Linked DNA regions of Homo sapiens: region 2 is linked to region 1. A link is a contact called in ENCODE Hi-C or POLR2A ChIA-PET data. All regions are on one chromosome and are shown on one strand. The core of a region is the stretch at or near the end of the contact, and the rest is flanking DNA. Distances in the headings are between cores, read along the strand shown. Region 1 holds the start of LINC01278 (long intergenic non-protein coding RNA 1278). Region 2 overlaps LINC01278 (long intergenic non-protein coding RNA 1278).

The links. A loop is a pair of places that touch in the nucleus more often than their neighbours do. ChIA-PET counts read pairs that join two places held with the same protein, here RNA polymerase II (POLR2A). Pooled maps may share reads with other maps.
Region 2: a loop to region 1 is called in a map of PC-9, with 3 times the contacts of the local background. The contact joins the enhancer-like site here to the promoter of LINC01278 in region 1. A Hi-C loop is called at or near these places in 2 of 168 maps with a recorded cell type or tissue (Calu3 and PC-9) and 1 of 50 pooled maps. POLR2A ChIA-PET finds 5 or more read pairs at or near these places in 1 of 52 experiments (H1).

The regions. Positions count from the first base shown.
Region 1 is chrX:63,557,515-63,562,900 of GRCh38, reverse strand. LINC01278 (long intergenic non-protein coding RNA 1278) reads left to right here and starts at 1,806. Exons shown (of 4, transcript NR_152613.1): 1 at 1,806-2,069. RefSeq lists an enhancer at 2,085-2,626.
Region 2 is chrX:63,426,078-63,431,423 of GRCh38, reverse strand. LINC01278 (long intergenic non-protein coding RNA 1278) reads left to right here. Exons shown (of 4, transcript NR_152613.1): 4 at 4,428-4,866. Among named protein-coding and RNA genes, the nearest start is that of SPIN4, 77 kb to the right of the region's middle. Within about 2 kb of position 2,928, at least 2 of the 41 ENCODE cell types and tissues checked have a DNase peak (open chromatin) inside an H3K27ac peak, as active enhancers do; they include PC-9, where a contact is called at or near this core.

The DNA of each region.
Region 1 (5,386 bases), core at 557-3,056:
TTGTTGCTCTAATGTCTAATTTAAGTACTGAACACTGTCATTATAGTGTAAATGTAGACATAGACAATATATAAATGAATGTGTTTGTGTTCCAATAAAACTTTATTTTTGAACATTTAAATTTAAATTTTATATAATTTGTACATGTCATGAAATATTTGTTTCTTAATTTTTTAACCACTTATATATGTAAAAATAATTATTTGTCCTCTGATCAAACAAAAACAGATAGTAGACAAGCTTTGGCCCTTGAGCTGTAGTTCACTGGCCCCAGCTCCAACTCTAGTAGCTCAGGTTATCATTTCCCCATCTTAGTCAGGTTGGATTACACTTTATGTTGTAAGCATACTTGTTCTAGATTTCTGAGGGGCTTACCTTTGTTTTCCAAGGACATTACAATCTTATCAGCTTCACGATAACATCATTGGACAAGATTTTCTTATCTGAAATACCTTGACAAGGTCTCTGGCAGTGGTCATGTATTTGATTTACTTTAGGCTGAGACAGTAGTTCCTTGTGGGTTTACTTCTTAATTTTCCAATATTTTTTGTCTCTTATTACTACTTTTAATCAATATTTATATAGTACTTATGTGGCAGTCGTTGTAAGTTTATTTAATATGTTACTGTCTCACAACAAACCTATGAAATTAGTACTGTTATCCTTATTTTACCTATGGGGAAACTGAGGCACAGAAGGCTTAAATAACTTGAGCTAATAACGCAGATAATAGCAGAGCTAGGATCCAAATCTAGGCTGCATGGATTCAGAGTCCACTCTGCCTTTCTAAACAACCTTGGTGTGTTGTTTTCTTAAATAAAAAATGTAGGAATGTTTCTCTCCAAACCCTGAAATATTTATGTCACCCACACAGGACACCTCCTTCTTGTACAGCTAAATTAGTATCACCAGTGTTCTTGGAGACCTAGGATTCCTGATTGAGGGATTCCTATGCTGCAATGTCTGTGTCCATATTTTATTTATTTATCAAATAGGTCTTCTCACTGCCAGACATTGTTTTAAATGCCTTATACACATTGACTTGTTTAATTTAATATTTACAACAAGCAATTAACAGATGAAAAAGGTCGCATAACTTTGTAAAGGGCAGAGCCAGATTGCAACCAAGTTAACGTCTTCGATCGCTATTCTTAATCTTTCTGCAGGGTCTGAGTCTCTTCATTTCTTACCAGCATGGGTTTCTCTGTTTCTTGCTTCAGGGACTTCACGACTGGTCACAAGAAATTCTTGACCTTGGTTGGTTCTGACATGGCTGCAACATGCTCTTTCTGACAGGAATGCATAGCCGAATATCAGGTTCTAAGCCCTGTGACAATCATAGGGCACATACAGCATAGATTTTGTTTAAAGAAATCTCTTTTGGTGTGTATATTCTTCTTGTTTAAGGTCTGAATTGATATTTGCACACTGCTATAACTTCTCTCATGAAGCATTACCTATTTTCAAAGCTACATAAGGTGCTGTTGTAATCATACGGTTTTGTTGTATACATAATCCCGCTTTAATTATTCATCATTATTTATTTTCCTTTTGTTAGTTTAATTATAAAAACAACACATACTCATTTTAAGAATCCTAATAATACAGATCTGTATGTTGTTGTTGGTGAAAAGTCTCCAGTTTTTTTCATCCCTTTTCTTTATAATTTCCAGCATAATGCCATAGAAATAGACGAAACTCTCAGCGGGCTTATTCTGCATTCACTGGCCATGGTGGTTTGAGGGTTAACTTTAAGAAGCACTCTCTCCATTTCAGCTGACTGCTACATCCGGGAGAAAAGCGCTATTGCCTGGGAAACTAAGTCACGTGAGAACCTGGGGACGCTAGGTTCCGGAACCTGACCTGAGCTGGGGCCTGTGCTTCCAGCGGGTGGTGGGGGGCCTGGTGTGCTGGCATCAAGTAAGCCGACTACCTCGGCAAAGGCTTAGGGACAAGAGACCAGCAGCCTGAACTGGCTGGGGCATCCGGAAGGCTTAGATCTTGTGGCCAAGAGTTCAGACCGTGGCGAAGTGGAGAGTGACATGCAGTTGGATGGCGGTGACTGCGTGGTAAGTTGTATTTGAACACCCGGCAGGAGACAAGAAGTGGGGATGAGCTAGGACTCATCCTCCCTTTATTGAATAATTTGCCTTTTTCCAGAGGGAAGGAAGCCAGACCAGCTAGCAGGACGCCAGGGGTAGGAGTGCGGGAATGAGAATAGGTGTCTGGAACAGGGCAGAGGGGGAGGGGGACCCTGAGGCGCAAATTCTTTTTCCTTACATGGCTTTTTCTTCTCGTTTTTCTCCTCTCTCACCCTCTATGTCCCCATTATTCTTGTTCTTTCTTTTCCTGGTTACGCATTTTCATTAATCCAGAGCCTTAATTCGAATGTAAACATTTTGGCTCCTGATCCAGTTCTCCGTTAACTTTCCTGGTATTTGTGATTTCGTGTTTGGTAGCGTAATAGGACGACTATAGTTAACAATAATTTATTATGTATTTCAAAATAACTAAAAAGCGGAATTGAGATGATTCTAACATAAAGAAATGATAAATGCTTGAGGTGATGGTTATACCATCTACTCTGATTTGATTATTACACATTGTATGTTCTAATCAAAATATCACATGTACCCCATAAATATGTACAACTATTATATATCCATAATAATTAAAACTTCAAAAATGTTAACAAAATGGCAAAAAAATCAGAAGAAGTTATTCAAGTATGGTGAGTAAACGTTTAAAAAGTGACTCAGCTTCACTAATAAATGCACATGAAAAAACGGAATAGCAGATTATGATTGACAAGGGGATAAAAAGATTGTTTATGCCCAGTGTTGTGCAGAGTTTGGGGACACTGGCACTCAATTACAGTATTAAGTGTGTAAATTAGTATAATCATTTATTGTTGGGCTATTTGGCATATGTAACAAACTTGAAAACCTCTTAGTCTTTGACCTAGAAATTCTACCCTTAGGAATTTTTTTTCAACACAGTTACTACTGAAAATACACACAGGTATGCACATACACATATAATGTGTTAATTGCAGCATTATTTGTAATAGCACACTTTGGAAATAATCTAAATGCCCATCAATAGTGAATTGGTAAAATAAATTGTGGTATAACAATATGATTGGATAGAATACAGCCCTTTTAAATGGCACTGATTTGGTGCCTGTGAAATAAGTTACAAAATAGGTTTTCTAGTAGTAGTCATAATATTATCAAATATTTCTTTACAATATATGTGAATACATACTTCTATATGAACAGAAAAAATGCTATAGGAAATTATGAACAAAACAACTAGCAATGAAAATCTCTGGGTAGTGGAATTGTAGCATTTGTTTTTCCTCCCCACTTCTGCTTTCCTTCTCAACGTCCTTCCCCAACTTTCTTTCTTTCTTTTTTTTCTTAAAGATCCATGTACATTTATTTCAACATTAATTTTTATACTCCAGATACCATTTACTTTCTTTTTTAAAGTATTACATATTAAGCAATACACAAGGTTGTAAAGAAAAATTCAACCGATACCATTGTAGCCTTAGCTCAGTTTAACAAGTAAAAATTTGATCAATACAGCTGAGATCTTCTGTGTAACCTTCCTTAATTCCATTACTCCAATCATGAGTTTGGGGTTTATTTTTTCTATGAATAATTTTTTAAATTTTTTACCACATGTACATTTATATCTCAGAAATATATATTTTACTTCCTTTAAAATCTAATATAAATGGTATACTGTATATATTCTTCTCAACTTGTTTTTAGTCAAAATATGGTTGGGAGCTTTATGTTGATAACTTTTATTAACAGTTAATTTATTTTCCCTACTGTACTGTTTCTAATGTGTAACTCTACCACAATTTATTTTTCCATTTTATGAATGACCACTTTGATTGTTTCAGTTTTCAGTACATGTATTTATGTTAATGGACATTGTAATGCATTTCCTTGCTCTATGAATTATTTGATGGATTACTTTGGAAAAATTATTTCACTTTTTTTTTTGAGACAAAGTCTCACTCTGTCGCCCAGGCTGAAGTGCAGTGGCACAATCTCTGCTCACTTCAACCTCTGCCTCCCGGGCTCAAGCAGTCCTCCCACCTCAGCCTCCTGAGTAGCTGGGACTACAGGCACCCACCACCATGCCCAACTAATTTTTGTTTGTTTTTGTAGAGACGGGGTTTCACCATGTTGCCAAGGCTGGTCTCAAAATTCTGAGCTCAAGTGATCCACCTGCCTGGGCCTCCCAAAGTGCTGTGATTACAGGTGTGAGCCACCATGCCAGGCCTAGCAATACTTCTATTTTATCAGTTGTAAAATGGGAATAATGGCTACCTAATTCTCAAGATATTGTGAGGCATGAATGAAGAAGCTGTGTAAAGGGTTTGAAATAAATTAACTTTCAACGATTGCACTCCTTTCCCATCTTCCTGTCATAAAAGAGATGACTTCGGCCTAAACAGAAAAGCATAACTAGCATACATTATTTTTAATTTTTTAATTTTATATATACATAATAGTTGTATGTGTTTATGAGGTAAATGTGATATTTTGATACAAGCATGCAATGAATAATGATCAAATCTGGGTAACTGGGATACCCATCACCTCAATCAACTATTATTTCTTTGTGTTGGGAGCATTCCAATCTATTCTTCTGCTTTTTTTGAAATGTACAATAAATAGTTGTTAACTATTAGTGGCCCTATTGTACTACTGAACGCTAGACTAGATCTTCCTTCTATCTAACTGTATTTTTGTTCCCATTAACCACCTGTCTTTATCTCCCCCTACCCAACTGCAATTCCTAGCCTCTGGTAACCACCATTCTATTCATTACCTCCATAAGGTGAATTTTTTAGTTTCCATATATGAGAACATGTGACATTTATCTCTGTTTGCCTGGCTTATTTCACTTAGCATAATGTCCTCCAGTTCCAGCTATGCTATGGTAAATGACAAGATTCTATTATTTTTTGTGGCTCAATAATTCATTGTGTGTGTATATATGCCATATTTTCTATATCCATTCATCCACTGATGAACACCTAGGTTGATTGCATATCTTTGGTATCATAAATAGTGCTGCAATAAACCTGGGAGTGCAACTATCTGTTCAATAACTAGCATAGAGATCTTTTAGAAAAGTAAGGGCCAGAAATAGCCTGTACCCAATGATGTTATTTATGGGCTTTATTGTTTTGTGCAGTGAGTTGTGGTATTAGAAGAAGCTTATCTGGTTTACTACCTATCTTGTTTAGTTTTCTGACCCCTTATTTTACCTTCCATGTTAGCATCAGAGAAGATATATTTCCAAAATGACAAGATACTACGGAACTAAGATAATGAAGGACCTGTTGTGTACAATC
Region 2 (5,346 bases), core at 1,679-4,178, 130 kb after region 1:
CATCAATGACCTCCTTATGTGTAGTCCCTCCTTTGATCTATCCATCAACACATCACCCAACTTCTAAATTTCCTCTATGGCCAGGGATATCAGGTTTTACCTACAAAGGCTCAAGTAGCCCAAACCCAAGTCACTAACCTTGGACTCACCCTAACCCCTAATTCTTGAGCCATGCCAGCCCGATGGAAGGAGCTAATACAGGATGTGCCCCTTCCCCACACCAAGAAGGACCCTTCCTTTTTGGGCCTTGTTGGGTACTTCCAGCTGTGGATCATTAACTTTGGCCTGTTGACCAAACCACTCTGCACGGCATCACGTGGGTCCATCCTAGAACATTTGGACCCAGCTTGCCCATTAACTCCCACTTCTAAAAACTGAAAGATGCCCTTTTAATGTCCCAGCACTAGGACTACCCAATTCCATTAAACCCTTTACCCTGTATGTTCATTGTAATCAAGGCCTTGCCCTTGGATTTCTCTGCCAAACCCGTGGCAACACTCCAGAAGCCATTGCATACTTCTGAAAACTGGACTCTATCATCCAAGGCTGGCCTCCATGCTTGAAAGTTCTGGATGCAGCTACATTGCTGGCCTCAGAGGCACAAAAACTCACCCTCTACCAGCACATTACTATTGCATCTTCCCATAACTTATGGGACCCCATGAGCCATTGATCTCTTCTTTTCCTCCTGCCATCCAGCTTACAGCAACCCTCTAACACCTTCCAGAGATGTAAAATTCTAAATCCAACCACCCTCCTCCCTATAAGTACTTCCAATTCTGAATCCCCCACTCTTGCCTAGACCTCTTAGCCTCCCTCTCCTCCCCTTTCCAACACATTTCAGAAGCCCCTTTGCGGAAGGAACCCACATGGTTCATTGATGGAAGCTCTTTTAAGGAACCATATCTGGCAGCTGGCTATGCCATCATTGCCGAAAACAAACTCCTATAATCCAATGCTCTCTCATCACATATCACCTCACAACAAGCGGAACTATTTGCCCTAACCAAGACCCTCACTCTAGCAAAGGGAAAGAGGGTCAACATTTACACCAATTCCAAATATGCATACCATGTCCTACAGTCTCACACTGTAATCTGGCAGGAAAGGGGTTTTTCTAACTACAAAAAGAACCGCCATAATAAATGGCAAACTCATACACAAGCCGCTGGAGGCAGCTAAACTACCACTAGAGGCCGTCATTATCCATTGCAAGGGACACCAAAAGGCTACAGATGCCATAACCAAGGGAAACTTCTTAGCAGATTCGGCAGCCTGGCAGGCAGCCCTTAGAACACTATTGTTATTGCCCATTTTCCCTAGCATACACCCAAGAAGAAAAAGGTGCCTTGCTGGCTCCAGGGCTGTTCATAACGAAAGCTGAATTTACTTAGACTACAAACTCATCCTACCCAAGACCCAAAAACTTTCTGTTCTCACCCACATCCATAACCAATTCCATGCGGGTTATCTCCCGTTGCTCCAATTTCTAAAAACCTGTATACATTCCCTTACCATGGCCATCAGCTTGGACCGCCTCACTAAAGGTTGCTCTGCCTGCAGTCAGACTTCCCCTCAGGGGCCCTTAGACCACCTCCTTTTCCCTCCCTTCAGGCCCAAAGGCCAGTTGCCGGGACAGGATTGGCAAATTGACTTCACTCATACGTTCCCCCATAAAGAAAGTCTGATATCTCCTCACGATGGTAGATACCTTTTCAGGTGGATAGAAGCCTTTCTTACTACCACTGAAAAGGCACACACCATTGCCTCTACCTTCCTCACACACATCATCCTTTGATTCAGCCTCCCCTCATCTATACAACTGGACAATTGACCAGCATTTATCTCCCAAGTCACTCAACAGGTTTCTAAGTCTTTAAACATCATATGGGTTTTTCACATTCTCTATCACCCCCAATCCTCGGGTAAATTTGAACAGGCGAATGCCCTCTTAAAACAACAGTTAACCAAACTTTCCCTAGAGATCAAAATGAAAACTGAATATCACTTCTTCCCTTGGCCCTTATGTGCCTCAGGGCCCTCCCCCGAAAACCTCTAAATCTAAGTCCTTTTGAACTTTTGTATGGACGTTCTTTCGTCCTACAGAACTTTGCTCCATCCCCTCCCTTACAGGACACCTGGCCAGCACTGCACCTCACTCAACACTTAGTCCGACAGTACACTGACACTCACCTCCCCAAACCTGAGGATTCTTCCCAATTCACTTTCTTACCCTTACAGCCAGGAGACTGGGTCTGGGTAGCACACCCCTCCTCCCCTTTCCAACAAAATGGAAGGGTCCCTATCAGGTTATATTCACCATCCCCGCTGCTGCAAAGTTAACATCCTTTCCCTATTGTATACACCATTCCAAATTTAAAAAGGCACCCGGCCCACACCCCGAAGTCTCCTCACCCCGGAAATATTCTTCCTTTCCCACAGGACCAACCTCGCTGTGCCTAACAAGAATTCCAGAAGTCACCCATCCGAAAGGCACTGGCCCATGACACTCTCCACTTCCAATCTTAAATCTTTTACTTCATACCTTGTCTCAGATCTCTCCTGGTACCCCTTCCCCACGCCCTTAGATAATCCATCTCAATTCCTCATGCTAATTGAGGAGCTATGGCTGCAAGGCACCTTCCAGGATTTCACACCTACACAAATCTCCTTTTTCTCCTTTTGCCTTCTCTGCTTATGGGATATTCTGAGTCCCCACCCCCAATCACTGACAGCTGGGCCCCCTTCATCAGCCTCACACACCACGTATTAAGTCAGTCACAATCTCCCCTCTCCTCTAACTGCTGGATTTGTCTTTCTACACACACCCAATGATTCACGGCTCTTCCGGCTGACCTACTTACATGGACACAGTCCAACGTGAGCTTACACATTTCTTACTTGGCTATACCATTCTTGGCTGATTCATTCCTGAAACCGGTTCATAACCTGGAAACTCAGCTAAACACCTTTCCTTCAAACTCAGCTCTCTCAGCATGGTTTCAGGTAGGGCTGTTGCCCTCCTTCACCTAATAGCTTCTGGACTAACATCCATACAAACCAACACAGCATCATCTAAACCACCAATATGGGGGTACCATTTCTACTCAAACTTCCTTCATATCCCCACCCCCCTTATGTCTCAGCCGAACCTACCCTAATCCAGCCCACGCCACAATGGTGGGACAGGTTCCCCAGTCCCTATGTGGTCTTATTTTTACCCTTGCACTCCCTGTAGACCATCAATTCTACACCCTAATTACAAAATCATATCCACCTCTGCCTGGCAGAAGGTGTTATGCTTTTCTGGCTCGCCTACCATCCACACATCCCTACACCTCACCACCGGATCCTCTTTTCTTTCCTTCCATCCAATTCCTGGCTTCCCCGCTGCCAACTCTGCTCTCTATGTCTCCAGTTTAAAGGTGCCCCCTGGAAAAAATGTAACAATTCCCTCACCTGTGACTGGTACCTGACAGCCACCACACCGGGGCAGCAATGGCTAACGGTTGACAAAGACAATTTCTTTCTCTCTCCAAAACCAAACAGCCTTCATCAACTCCCTAGCCAAGACTCCCTATCAGGCCCTTACAGGTGCCGCTCTGGCTGGCAGTTACCCAATTTGGGAAAACGAAAATACCCTATCATGGCTACCTACCTTCACCTACAACTTCTGCCTGTCCACCCCCAGTCTCTTCTTTTTGTGTGATACAAACTGATATCTTTGCCTACCAGCCAACTGGTCAGGAACTTGCACCCTGGTCTTTCAGGCTCCAACCATCAACATCCTACCCCCTAACCAAACTATTCTAATTTCTGTAGAAGCCTCTATCTCCTCTTCACCCATAAGAAATAAATGGGCTCTACATCTCATCACCCTGCTAACAGGATTAGGCATCACTGCTGCACTTGGCACTGGAATAGCAGGCATAACCACCTCAATCACCTCATACCAAACACTATTCACAACCCTTTCTAACACCGTAGAAGATATGCACACTTCCATTACCAGTCTCCAACGACAATTAGACTTCCTCGTGGGAGTCATCCTTCAAAACTGGAGAGTCCTGGACCTCCTAACCACTGAGAAAGGGGGTACCTGCATATACCTCCAGGAAGAATGCTGTTTCTGTGTTAATGAATCTGGCATTGTTCATATCGCAGTTCGTAGGCTTCATGACAGGGCTGCAGAGCTTTGACATCAAGTCGCTGACTCCTGGTGGCAAGGATCATCCCTTCTAAGATGGATACCCTGGGTTGCCCCCTTCCTAGGACCCCTGATCTTCCTCTTCCTGTTACTAATGATTGGGCCATGCATATTTAACCTTGTATCCCGCTTCATTTCCCAAAGGCTGAATTGTTTTATCCAGGCAAGCATGCAAAAACACATTGATAATATATTTCACCTTTGCCACGTCTAATACCAGAGCCTACGAGGAAACCATTCGGAAGCTCCAGAACCCAGGCCCTAATCACAACGCCCCTATCCAGCAGGAAGCAGCCAGATGATCAACGACGCCCTTTTTCCTTTTTATACTAAAGTAAGAAATAAGAATGTTAGCCCAAACTGCACTATTTTGCAGACCCCTACCATTTTACAAACTGGTCAGAGTGGAAAATTCCACCAGGGCCTGAGCTGTGAGAAACATCCTGTCAGGCAGGTCCCAGGCCTAACCCCTGGCTGCACTAAATTCCTTCATTATCAGCAGCCAAACACACCGCCCCCACCCCATTTTCACAACAATCCCAGACCTCTCCTGCCCGGGACTGTAACTGGTCCAGCCTGTAAGCGGGAAGGGGGCTCTGGCACTAGCTGGTACCCCCTCTCCGCAGGTCTTTCTCCCAATAAATCTGTGTTGCCATTGAGCTGCTTCTGTTCCGTTCTTTTCTCCCTTTCATTCTAACAGATCAAACTACTTCATTCAATTCTGACTGAGGTATAAATATTCCATTTTATGAAAATAATATACTTATTTAATCCATTTTACTTTAGTTTTATGTCATTTTTTGCTACCACAAACAGTATTCAATAAACATTTTAGAATATATTTCTTTTTGCACCTGTGCAAAAGTTTTACTTCAATATAAATATCTTAAAGTAAAATTATTTTATTGAAGGACATACATTTGTGTTTTATCCCATGGAACTTGAACAGGAAAAAAGATCTTCAAAATATGGCCTCCCAGGAATGTGAGTTTAGTACACCATAGTATAGTAGATCATACTGATTGTTACCAATAAACATAAAGGCAATTGGAAAAATTTAAGATTTTCTACCTAGTACAAGGATGAAATACCAAGGTCTGCATAAAAAATACACATAGTAGTCATAAATGATGAGAGAT